2 separate regions of the Homo sapiens genome follow, and region 1 is linked to region 2. Evidence: chromatin contacts called from ENCODE Hi-C or POLR2A ChIA-PET data. All regions are on one chromosome and are shown on one strand. Each heading gives the region's core, a stretch centred on a gene start or an enhancer-like site at or near the end of the contact. The rest is flanking DNA. Distances are from core to core; before and after follow the strand shown.

Region 1 (6,279 bases), core at 906-3,405, 210 kb before region 2:
TCGGTCCTACACCGCTAGAAGTGAAGTCCTGGTCAAGTTGCTGAGACGAAGATGAAATAATGTTGGACCTTGGAGCTAGCCAACTTCCGCCAAGTCATTAGGCGGGTTCATTTGGATTCTTAGGGTCTGAAAGCAGAACCTGTGGGAACACCAACATCACCACCACACCCACAGCCACACCCATCTACACCCCCGAGCAGTTTATCAATCAAGGGGAACTTAGTGAACAGCTGCTGCTGTGCCTGGCCCTCTGCCGAGTGCTGCAGGGGGTAGGAATATGGAGAATGGGTGACCGCCCTCCTTCTGGAAACACTGACGTGCTTGCTAATCTCTGTGGTCTGTGATGGTCGCTAGGGAAGCAGAAGACCGCCTGCCTGACTGAAGTCATCAGGGAAGGTATCAGAGGCCAGGTGGGGAGTAGATGAATGAGATCAGGCAGAAGGAAGGTAATGGAAGGCCCCAGGAGGAAAGGGTCCACTTGAGGAAACCCTCAGCGTCCACTGGGGCCAATGCAGATGCCTGCTCACATGAAGTCCGGGGGCACCAGGAAACGGCTCGTGGAACAACTCTGAGGTCAGGGGTTATTCCTGTTTAACAGATGGGAAAACTGAGGTCTAGGGGTAAATGCCCAGCCTAAGAGCACTCCTCTCTTCCGGATGACATTAACCCCGGAGCCTCCTGATGGACCTGGCCATTCAAGAAGGTGCACTCTTCCTCTTTGACTCATGATACGGGGCCATCCCATCAGTCACCACGCCTGAACATCAGAACAATTTCTAGAGCAGAGCACACGAACCTTCCCTCCCTCAGCAGCACCTCCTAGACCTCAAGAGCCCTGACTGCTGAGACATGCATCCCTTCGGGGGCCTGACATCTCCTCCACTGCGATTTGAACCACCAGAGGATCAGTCAAGCTCTGGAAACGAGACCCAGGGAAAAGGAAATCTCAAATTGAACACGAGACCACAGAAGGTGTCCACATTCTCTAAAGCCCAGAAACCCAGCAGGACCCAGGAGGCTTCCTGGATTTCAGAGTGGGGTTTGCAAGCCCGCCTTATTTGGGGATAAACTGAACATCACGCTAATTCCTCATTAGCCCTTTCCAGCTGTAAGCATGGGGCTGGTGCAGGAGGGATCTCCCATTTCCCCCGATTGGGACCACAGAAAAAGGATGGAAAGTAACTTAACAAGCTTTTTGGATGTCAAATTGCTGTTACAAAACAACGTTTTTAGGAGTTAAGCAATTAATCCAAACACACATGGATTCAATTTCCTTGAAACCCAAATGGCTTAAAAAACCAAGGGAGAAAAATGCTCAGGGACAAATCCCTTCTGAGTTTGTGAACCCCAAGCCTGTGGAAAGAAAACAACAGAACTGCGGTGCTGCCCCCCTTAACACACTGGAAGCTCCCTTCTCGGTGGAGGGAGGATGGGGCAGGCGCCCAGGCCCCACAGTCACGTGGACTGGGGGCCCAGAGGACGTGGACAAGGGAAGGAAGCAATATGCTTCTCCTCTGCTCAGTGCTCTTTCTCTTCTGGTTTTCTATAAGGCAAGGGAAGAGGTTTCAAGGCAAATATTCGCTTTTCCCCTGCAACGCTTTATAACTTGGCCTTAGATACTCACTTGGAAGAAAAAGCTTTAATAGAATCCTGTTGGGGCCTTTTTATGACCTCCCCAAACAAAGGAAATCAAACACAAGACAATGTTTATATCCAACTTCTAGGGTCAAATGGGAAAGCAATCAGCTCAAAGTGCAGAAACATTGAGGGCTGCATCCTCTCTCTGGTGCCACTCACTCTGGGGCACAGATCGGGGACCCGCCAGGCTCAGCCACCCTCTGGTGTGCATCCTTGGGCAAACCACATCCCCGAAACTCCGGTCCCATCTGGAAGCTTGGGGAAGAGCAGTTGAAATAACATTGAGTTCAGAAAGCTAAATGCATGTTGTTAAATCAAGTTTAGCCTAAAGCTGCCTCCTTACATATTTTAAGTTCGGCCTAAAGGTTTTTCTGTACATCGTGAACTATCGATGTAACAAGCGGAGGCATCAACAGACTGTAGCCTGCACTTGTGCCAGTCACTGAGTTTTGGCCAATCAAAGGGGGCCGACTGAACGGTGTTCAAATAAGGCAAACACCAACCTGTAACCAATCCAGCTGTTTCTGTACCTCACTTTCGCTTTCTGTAGTCGATTTCCTCTTTCTGTCCATAAATCTTACTCCACCACGTGGCTGCCCTGGAGTCTCTGAGCCCACTCTGGCTCGGGAGGCTGCCTGATTCACGAATTGTTCATTGCTCAGTTCAACTCCTTTCAATTTAATTCGGCTGAAGTTTTTCTTTTATCAGAGTGAAAATATTATATATTTTTTAAACTTGTTAAGCACCGTGCAACTGTTTGTCCTTGTCACTTGCTGAGGGGGTGTGGCCTGAGCGCTGACAGCCCCCCAGTGATGACAGCCTTATTGTTTTATTTTTACTCTTCACAACATGGCCCCTCTTCCTTCCTCACCCCCTTCCAACTTCTTTTGCTCCTATGGAGGTTCCAGCTTCACAGTGGAGAAGAACAGGACCCACGGTCTGACTGCAGGCCTGCTGCCATGTTTTTCACAGAATTAAATCCACCAGGAACTCTCTCCTTCTCAATATCTGACCTGCCCACAGTCCTTAATCCTCTTGCAGTCCGTAACAGATCAGGAGAAGGTCAGGGGTGTTGTCTGAACCCTGGGAGGGAACCCGTTCAAAGACAGCAGAGGGGCCCCTGAGGAGCTCCCACCCCAGCATCCACCTCCCCGTGGGGCCAATGTCTGATCTCCCTACCTCCCGTTCCACTCGTGGGGCCAATGTCTGATCTCCCTCCCTCCCGTTCCACCCGTGGGGCCAGTGTCTGATCTCTCTCCCTCCCGTTCCACCCGTGGGGTCACTGTCTGATCTCCCTCGCTCCCGTTCCACCCGTGGGGCCAGTGTCTGATCTCCCTCCCTCCCGTTCCACCCGTGGGGCCAATATCTGATCTCTCTCCCTCCCGTTCCACCCGTGGGGTCACTGTCTGATCTCCCTCCCTCCCATTCCATCTGCCATGGGTGATTCCCTCACTGTGGGACAATTCTCACCAGCATGACAGCACATGCCACTTCTCCTGTCCCCAAAAACCAAACTAAACCCTTTTGCCCTGTTTTTCCCTCGAGCAATCACTCCACATCTCCCCTTTCCTTGGCAGCAAAACTTCTCAAAAGAGCTGTGCACCCTTGCCATCTCCATTCCTCTCCTCTCATTCTCTCCCAGCATCCAGCCTGGGCATGGACCCCATCACCCCATGGAAGCTCCCGTTGTGCAGGTCACCAGAAATGCCATGCCTAGGGATCACCCCCAAAGAACTGAAAACAGAGACTCGAAAGGAGACACGGCCACACATGTTCATAGCATCATTACTCACAGCAGCACAAAGCTAGAAACAGCCCAACGGCCGTCAACAGATGGATGGGTGAATGCAGTGTGGTCTATCCATACAGTGGAATGCCATTCGCCTTAAAAAGAAACAAAATCGCCAAAAGAGTAGATTGTAAGTGTTCTTACCACAGAAAAATGATAGTTTATGAGGTAATTCATGTGTTAATTTGTTCAATGTAGTCACTGCACTATGCATACATATTTCAAAACCACATTGTACAGCATAAATATATATCTATAAAATTTTGTCAATTTTTTTTAACAATTAAATTCAAATGTAGAACAAAAAGAAGTGAAGTACCAACATGTGCTACAACGTGCATGAACCTGGAAGACACGACGCTGGGTGAAAGGAGCCAGGCACAAAACACTACATTGTGTGATTCCACGGATATGAAACACTCAGATTAGGCAAACCCCTAGAGGCAGAAGGCAGATGAGGGGTTGCCGGGGGCTGAAGGCGGGGAGACGGGGAGTGACTGCTGACAGGTGTGGAGCCCCCTTTGGAGGAAGGAAAATGTTCTGGAACACAACAGTGCTGATGATCTCACGGCATTAGGAAGGTGCTTACGGCCATGGAAATGTGCGTTTAAAAATGGTTACTATGGTAAGTTTTATGTTATGTGTATTTGATAGTTAAAAGAAAAGATCACCAGTGGCCTCCACGTGGTATGTCCAGTGGTTGGTTCTCGGTAGTCATATGACTTGGTCCTTCTGCGGTGTGGATACAGCTGCCCATCTTCCCTTTCCCTTGAGAATTCTCTTCCCTTAGCCCACAGGACCCCACTTTGCCTGGATCTCCTCCTGCCCGCCTGGCTGCTCCTTCTCGGTCTCCTTCGCTGGAGCCCTAGTCTCCTCACACTCTGACCCCACGAGCCACCCGAGGCTTGGACGACTTTTTTCTGTATCCACCTTCACTCTCCCTGGGACTTCATTGAGTCTTGTGGCTTTGAATACCACATAGATGCCCACAAGTCCTATATTGGCTATCTCCAGCATGGTCTCTCCTCCGAATTCCAGACTTACACATCCCACTGTGTCCTCAGCCCCTTCACTCAGACAGACGTTGAATGAGCCTGATATACCCAAACTCAGCTTCCCACTACTCCACATCCCGAATCTTCCCATCTCAGTTGACAGCAGCTCCCGCCCTCCAACTGCCTGGACTTGCCCTTGACTCCTCCAAGACTCTTGCACCCCCCATCCACCCGCCAGCACATGCTGCCAACTCCACCTTGGAAAGTGCCCAGTGTCCAGCCGCTCCCACCTCTGCCATCTCCAACACTCTGGAGCAGCCACCATCACCTTTCACCTCCTACGAGTCTCCTTGCACCTCCCCCATCCCCATGCCCCCATAGACTGTTCTGTACTATCACAGCTAGCATTTTAACATGCGAATCAGATGTCACTCTCCGGCCTTAATGCACTTGGAGAGGAAGCCAAGGCCTCATCCAGACTTGCCTGTTCACGAAGCCTGCATCCTCCTCGGCTGCTCTGGCCTGAGCTCACCTCTCCGCGGCTGGTGCGCCAGCTCCCTGCTATCTTCCCGCAGACCAGGCGGGCTCCCACCTCTTAGCCTGTGCACTTGCTATTCCTGCTGCGTGGAATAGTCTTTTTCAAGAACACCTCTTCTTGAAGATGCTCTTGAATTCAAAGATATTTGAATTACCAGCTGGAGTTGAAGAGAGGACATGCTGGAGATAAACAGTTTGGGAGTTGTCAGCATCTACATGGTATTCAAAGCTACAAGACTCAATGAGGTCCCTTCAGGTCTGTGCTTACAGCTCCTTGGTGAGGCTCTGCTGGAAGCACATTGGACAGAGCACTCCTTCCAGCCCCGGCTCTCCGCTCTTTCTGCTTTGTTTTCTGCATGGAAACCGTCACCTTCTAAGATGCGTGCTGTCTCTGTGTTTTGCCATTCTTGTTGCTCATCCCTTCCCTCTAGAATGTCAGCTCCGTGAGAAAAGGAATTAATTTTTAAAAATTCTTTTGACTGTTATGCCTCATGTCTACAACAGTGCCCAGCCAGCAGGAGGCGCTTGCTAAACAAAGGTTGGATGAATACGGATGAATAAGTGAATATATGAATGAATGAATGAATGAATGAATGAATGAATGAATGAATGATGAATGAATGAAAACATGGCAAAGATGCCCAACTCTGCTTGTTATGAGAAATGCTTACGTGGGGAGCCTTTGTCCTGAGGGGTCCTGCAGTCTGCCCCAAGGGCTTCCCCATGGGTTGGGATATTAGAATGCGGAGTCTACTCCAGGTCTTTGGGGACCCATAGCTCCTTGGGTGCAAGTTCACATCTTACCCAGCCACCTCCTGACCTGACCAGGGGTCTATGCCAGCTCACGCCTTCTTTGTGTGACCCGGAGCAAATGACCAGCCTCCTGGGCAGGCACTGTCCACCTCTGCTGGTATCACCGTTTTTGTCCTCACTCCATAGACGGTGCCTGGGTCTCTTGTTGGGAGCATTGTTCCCAGAAAGCTAGAAGCCACTTGGCAGGAGGACTGGAAACACATAGGAATTTATGTCTCCCTTGCCCGTGACTGACAGGCTGAGTTTTACGTTCTTAGCTCCTGGGTCCCTGACTGGGACATCTCTCGGGCATGATCATCATCATCTCCAAAATTTGCCTGTGCTTGGCCTGATCCTGCACTGCGTAGCCTCCTCCTCCTGGTCTCTCTGAGTCCCTGTTCCATTGCGCAGCTTTCCAGGGCACATCTAACAAATCCCTTTCATGCAGGTCCTCCTCCCAGGGCCTGCTCCTGGGGACCTCAGCCTAAGACACACTTTCTAGTGTTGCGAGAATTAAAGTTAGATTTG
Region 2 (6,328 bases), core at 165-2,664:
ATTTCTGGGTGGAGCTGGCCACAGTGGCTCGGAGTAGGGGAGTCTGGACCCTCCGGGGTGGGGTGGAGTTGGGTGTCTCGACCTCCTCGACCTCAAAAGATCTTTTCAAGGCTGAAAAATAAAGAGAGGGGATGCAATTGGTGAATGGATGGCTAGGGAACACTCCGGCATGTTTCCTGCTAAGGAGCAGCAGAGGAAGGCAGGCGATGCGGCGGTGAGGGCCGGGGGTCTCTTCCCGTCCTTCATGTCTCAGCAAGCGGAAGGGACAGCCCCATCCTAGGAGAACCATCATGAGTTCTGGGGCAGAGATGCAGGCTGGAGTGGGAAGATGCTGCCCGTCGTGTCTTGCCATGGCCACGGCGCAAACCACACAGCCTCCCCCTCCAGCTACGTCTACATAGGAACGTTCTAGTTCCAGAGAAGACTTTTATTTCCTTCTTTTTTTTTTTGAGATGGAGTCTTGCTCTGTTGCCCTGGCTGGAGTGCAGCGGCACCTCCCGGGTTCAAGCGATTCTCCTACCTCAGCCTCCCCAGTAGCTGGGATTATAGGCACGGGCCACCATGCCTGGCTAATTTTTGTATTTTTAGTAGAGATGGGGTTTCACCATGTTGGTCAGTCTGGTCTCGGACTCCTGACCTCAAGCGATCCACCCGCCTCGGCCTCCCAAAGTGCTGGGATTACAGGCGTGCGCCACCGTGCCCGGCCTTGATTTCCTTCTTGTCGCGGCTGTTTTTATCCCTCCTCACCTCCAGCCAAGGCACACACTGGGACACCACCAGCAAACACACCTCTACCATCAGCCACAGCGGGGGACATGCCTCCAATAATAAGTGACCGCAACTGTAACCAATCAGAACCGCAGCAGGAACAAAACCCCATCAATGACACTAAGGGCGGACACTGGAGCTTTCAGTGCCGGCGAGGCGCCGGGCCTACCGAGCTCATCACATCTGCAGCCGCTTAACCCTGGGATGTAAAGAATACCAGTACCCCCAGTACAGATGGGGAAAGTGGGGCACGGGGTAGACACAGAGCCAGACTGTACATCAGGCTGATACCAGAGCCCAAGGTTCTAACCACTTGGTTGTCCGGCTCCCCCAGCTTAGTCCACAGGAACCAACTTTCTCAGTCATCAGCCTCTCCTGCATCTTCCCATCCACTACTACAAGCCCGTGCAGTGATGCCAACCACCAGCTCCCGCCCTGCAGCCATCCTGCCTCTCCACCAGGGTCTGCTCCCTCGGAGGCAGTGGGGATGGTACCTGGGAAGCTGCCACCTCCACAGTCCCCACAACCGCACTCCAAATGAGAGCCAGCCGCTCCTGGTTATCAGGGCCAGAGCAGGGAGGGACCCACATGGCAGGCACATTCACCAGCTCCTTCCCCAGGCCAGACCCACAGCGCACCCCTGTGGAGACCCACAGTGTCTCCCCAGCCGCTCCCTGCCTCACCAGGCCACAGAGTCCGGGTCTCATGGGATCCCACCACTGCCTCCCCTGCCCACAGGAAAAGGGATGACAGCTGGTCCCCAGCCCCCAATAATAGCGCTCCAGGACCAATTTCAGTGCCTTCCCCTCACCCGTCTCTCTTCCTCCAAATGCACTCAGGCACTGGGGAGGGGAAGAGGAAGCCCAACCCCCTAACCCTGGCCGCCTCAGCTGCCAGCTTCCTGGGCAAGGCACTCCTGTGGGCGCCCTCTCTAAGCCACAGGCACCTCTCCTTCTTGGTGGACACAGACGAAATCCTGGGTCACTAAGCTCAACCTCCACCAGAAGCTGGGCAAGGAGCCGTGTGGACTCCAGAGAACTCTCAGTTGTCACAGGCCCTGTCTCAGCTCCGTCACTGCCCTAGAGGATATGGGCCCGGCGTGGCCAGAGCTGTTCACTTCTCAAGAGAGTAGAAATCTGGATCTTTATATGATATCTCCTGATCTTTAAATGCTGGCACAAAGCAAAACAAGCCCTTTTTAAAACACTGAGCAGCCTGGCTGATGTGGTGAAACCCCATCTTTACTAAAAATAAAAAATTAGCTGGGCATGGTGACACTCGCCTATAGTCCCAGCTACTCAGGAGGCTGAGGCAGGAGAATCGCTTGAACCCGGGAGGCAGAGGTTGCAGAGCTGAGATCGTGTCACTGCACTCAGCCTGACTGACAGAGCGAGACTCTGTCTCCACAAACTAAAACTAAAAATAAAATAAAACACCGCAGGGCCAAACAAAATCAAATCCACAGGCTGTATTCGCCTATGGGTCCAGCCATGACCTCTAGCTGATCACGTGGCCGCAGGGCAGCAGGACACTGAGCCCCAGAGTCAGGGGTGTGCCAGGTGTGGGCTCCCGACATGGTGTCCCTCTGTCCCTCTGCACCCTGCATGCAAACTGCTGGCTGTGTTCTGATTCTGCAGAAGCCCCAGGGCCCCAAGGAAAGGTTGAATGTCCACTTCTACCAGCCAGAAAGTCCAGGGTTCAATGCCCAGAACTGAATGTAATGAGATGGGCTTACCAAGCTCATCACATCTACACCCGCTTAAACCTGGGCTGTAAAGAATATTATTACCGCCCCCGTACAGATGGGGAAAGTGAAGTACGGGGTAGACACAGAGCCAGACTGTACATCGGGCTGATGCCAGAAAGTGCAGAGCTCAATGCCTGGGTCCTCGTGCGGTTCCCAGGGCCTCCCGCGGTCCTCTGATCTGCTCCCTGCCTCCTGAGCACTGTCCAAACTGTCCCCACATGGTGTGCCTCTGTCCTATGGGTGCTGTAGAGCAGGGGCCGGCTTCCAGGTGTCCTCAGCATCCTTCCGTGCGGTCAAGTTGGAGAACAGAAACTAGACAGGAGAAGGCCTTGTCCCAGGTCCAACCCAAGAAAACAAATGACCTTCCCTGGGAGATCCGGTGAACCCCCTCCTTGGGAGTCCCCTTGGAGTCACCCCCACCATGGCCAACTCATGATCGAAGACACTGCACCAAAGCAGAGGCTGCCCTGGTGTGAGCTTACGATTGAGTCTACGGTGCGGATGCAATGATTTATTCCAGCCAGGCCCACGTGCACAAGCGGATCATTCTAGAACCGGAGCTGGCCCCTCCCCTAGGGCACTCCTCCTTCCTCCAGTTGTCTGCGTGGCTGGCGCCTCACCACCTTGGCCATCTGCGCAAAATGCACATGTGTGCCGGTCCCCAACCATCCTCTCCTCTCTTTCAATGCTTGGTGTCTTTTCATGGATGGGTCCCTCCCTCCCCACTAGCTGGCCTCTGTGCTTACTGCCTGGCTCTATGATCCCTCTGGGTGTTTCGGTCCAGCACCACTCCCATGCCCACTAGCTCTCAGTAAGCTCTGAGACAGCAGGGGCTGTTCCACCCGCAGGGGCCACCCCACCATCAGGACGGCGCTGCTCAAAGGCGAGTTTGTTCTAGATAACAGCCAGGAGATCTCACAGCCTCCAGAACTGCAAGAGAATACAACTGTGTGCTAGAAGAACAGTGAGAACAGGAGGCGCCCCATTCCGGAGGTGTCCATCTTCCCCAGGAGATGCCCCACTCTGGGGGTGTCCATCTTCCCCAAGGAAACCATGTCCCGGCTGGAATGTCAAGAAGGTGACACCTAAATGAAGAGGTGCCCACCCTGGCTCACGCCATCCCCCCAAACGAGCATGCCACCGCCTCCTCCTCCTCTTGGGAATCCTCCTCAAAGCCAAGCCCACTCCAGCCCCCTTCCCGGGGAGCTGGCCTCCCACACAGTCCACACCACCCCCTCCCCATGTCATCCTGGCCACGTCATGACTGTTGAGATTGGCTACGAGGGGTGTGTTCCGGCTCCCCGGGAACAGAGTTGAATGTTCTCTACTCCATGACACCATGCCTTCACCAGGCCTCAGGCGCTTCTAGAAAACCTACTAAGCCAGGCGTGGTGGCTCACGCCTGTAACCCCAACACTTTGGGAAGCCAAGGTGGACAGATCGCTTGAGCCCAGGAGTTCAAGACAAACCTGGGCAACATGGCAAAGCCCCGACTCCACTAAACAATACAAAAATTGGCCAGGGGTGGTGGCATATGCCTGTAATCCCAGCTACTCGAGAGGCTGAGGTGAGAGGATCACTTGAGGCCAGGAGATCAAGGCTGCAGTGAGCCATGATCACACCACTACACTCCAGCCTGGATGACAGAGTGAGACTCTGTCTCAAAAAAAAAAAACAACCAAAACCTACTAAATGCCAGGCGTGGTGGCTCATGCCTGTAATCCCAGCACTTTGGGAGGCCAAGGCAGGCCCAAGGCAGGCGGATCACCTGAGGTCAGGAGTTCGAAACCAGCCTGGCCAACATGGTAAAACCCTGTCTCTACTAAAAACACAAAAAATTAGCTAGGCATGGGGGTGGGCGCCTGTAATCCCAGCTACTTGGAAGGCTGAGGCAGAAGAATCACTTAAATTCGGGAGGCAGAGGTTGCAGTGAGCCCAGATCGTGCCACAGTACTCCAGCCTGGGCGACAAAGCAAGACTTCATCTCAAAAAAAAGGCTGGATCACAGGATCACAGGATAGGCACAAGCCCTGAGGGAGCTCCCAAGGAGGAGGGACGCACTAGACCTTCACCCCCATTTCAGCCTGTGAAGATTCACTTTCGTCTGAGGTTCTGTAGAGGGTTGACTAGTGACCCCCAAAAAGACATGTCTAATACCTAACCCCAAGAACCCACGAATGTGACCTTATTTGGAAAAAGGGTCTTTGCAGATGTGATTAGGGATCCCGGGATGAGACTATCCTGGATTTGGGATGGGCTCTAAATCCAGTGCTCGGTGTCCTTATAGGAGAAAGGCAGAAGGGGACTTGGGACACAAAGAGACACGGTGGGGAGGGCTACGTGATGAGAGCAGAGACTGCAGATGCTGCCAGAGCCAAGGAGCGCCTGGGCCAACGCAAGCTGGAGGAGGCAAGGAAGGGTCCTCCCCTCGAGCTGTCGGAGGGAGTGTGGTCCTGCCAATACCTTGATGTCAAACTTGTGGCCTCCAGAACCATGAGCGAATCAATCTTTGTTGGGCCACTTGGTTTCCAGTAATTTGTTCCAGCAGCCCCAGGACACTCACAACGAGACCCCTGGGAAGATGAAACCCCTGGCTGCACAGTGGCCCAGGGTGAGGCTAGCTGGTGTGGTCACCCACTCTCCAGCCCAGCCCCAATCCCACCACAACCACATTCGACAAATGGCCCACTGTGGGCCAACGGACACGTGGCCATTCCAGAGCTGCCACATCAGGAGCCCAGAGGAGCGAGAGCTGCCTCCTTCCCCCTTCTTGGAGTCGCACAAAAACCCCAGATGGTTGGAGAAGTCATCGGAGGAATCACATCACTCTAGATTCTTGTTTCATTGCTGGGATATGTGGCAATGAAACAAGATCATCCCTGCCAGGGATGCCTCATGGGCAATTGCCTCCCCACGGAGGACATTGTGAGTTGTACCCAGCCGGGAAACATTAGGAGATGTCTGTCACCAGGCTGGCAGAACAGGGCTCCCCAGCATCTCCTCCCCCATCAGAGTCCTAAGACTGCGCCCTGGGTCCTGCAGTCACACACGGTCGCCCCTCTCTTCCCAATGTGCAGGCCTCCTGGGAAGCCCCCTGCCACCATCCTCACAGTGGAACCGGCATAACCTGCCCAGGGGTAGCAGGTCCTTGTCACTTTACACGTCTCCATCTTCCCTGTGGAGGGAGACGCAGCCAAGGGGTATCCACATTCACCCACAGAAGCGAGAGTGTTCGTGAGCTTGTCATTTTGCAGATTTTAGAACCCCGTACGTGACTGCACAGATCCACAGGCCCAACTGGGCAGATTCAAAGGACCCACGCAGCAGGGAGGAGCACCGGACAGCTTCCTCCTCTGTCTGCAAGGAGTTAATGCAACTGAAGGACACAGAAGAGGCTCCCAGCTGAGCATCACAACTGTGGACCGTGCACAGTGTCAGAAAGATGCGGAGCCAGGTCATGTTGGGAGGATCCCCATGCTGTCACTGGAAGGTAAAGCAGTGTCACCCCCCCACCCATAGAGCAGGAGGTTCCCACCTTTGCCAGCCATCTCCTTCATCTGTGAATTCAAGTCCCCTAAAGCCAGACTCCAATCTCGCAAGCTCCCAAAAGCCTCCCTGGGTCCCTTCTCCAATCCCCACCGATCTCAACTTGCTCCAAAAGCCTGAAGACCGTTCATGTGCTTTGGCCCACTTCTGGGAATTTATCCCAAGGAAATAATCAGAAGTACAGAAAGATTTACGTACGAGGACATTTGCATCAGCATTAAACTGACAAAACCTGGAAACAGTCCGGGTTTCCGCAGATTTTCTAAA

What was found. Hi-C counts contacts between places; a loop is a spot of excess contacts on that map. ChIA-PET counts read pairs that join two places held with the same protein, here RNA polymerase II (POLR2A). Pooled maps may share reads with other maps.
Region 1: a pooled map shows a loop between it and region 2 (7-fold over the local background). The contact joins two enhancer-like sites. A Hi-C loop is called at or near these places in 7 of 50 pooled maps. POLR2A ChIA-PET finds 5 or more read pairs at or near these places in 2 of 52 experiments (SK-N-SH and activated T-cell).

What each region holds. Positions count from the first base shown.
Region 1 is chr17:77,606,252-77,612,530 of GRCh38, reverse strand. No RefSeq gene overlaps it. Among named protein-coding and RNA genes, the nearest start is that of LINC01987, 120 kb to the left of the region's middle. Within about 2 kb of position 2,155, at least 9 of the 41 ENCODE cell types and tissues checked have a DNase peak (open chromatin) inside an H3K27ac peak, as active enhancers do.
Region 2 is chr17:77,395,842-77,402,169 of GRCh38, reverse strand. It overlaps SEPTIN9 (septin 9), which reads right to left. Exons shown (of 12, transcript NM_001113491.2): 3 at 1-111. MIR4316 (microRNA 4316) reads left to right here and starts at 5,116; the gene lies at 5,116-5,186. RefSeq lists an enhancer at 3,525-4,243. Within about 2 kb of position 1,414, at least 13 of the 41 ENCODE cell types and tissues checked have a DNase peak (open chromatin) inside an H3K27ac peak, as active enhancers do.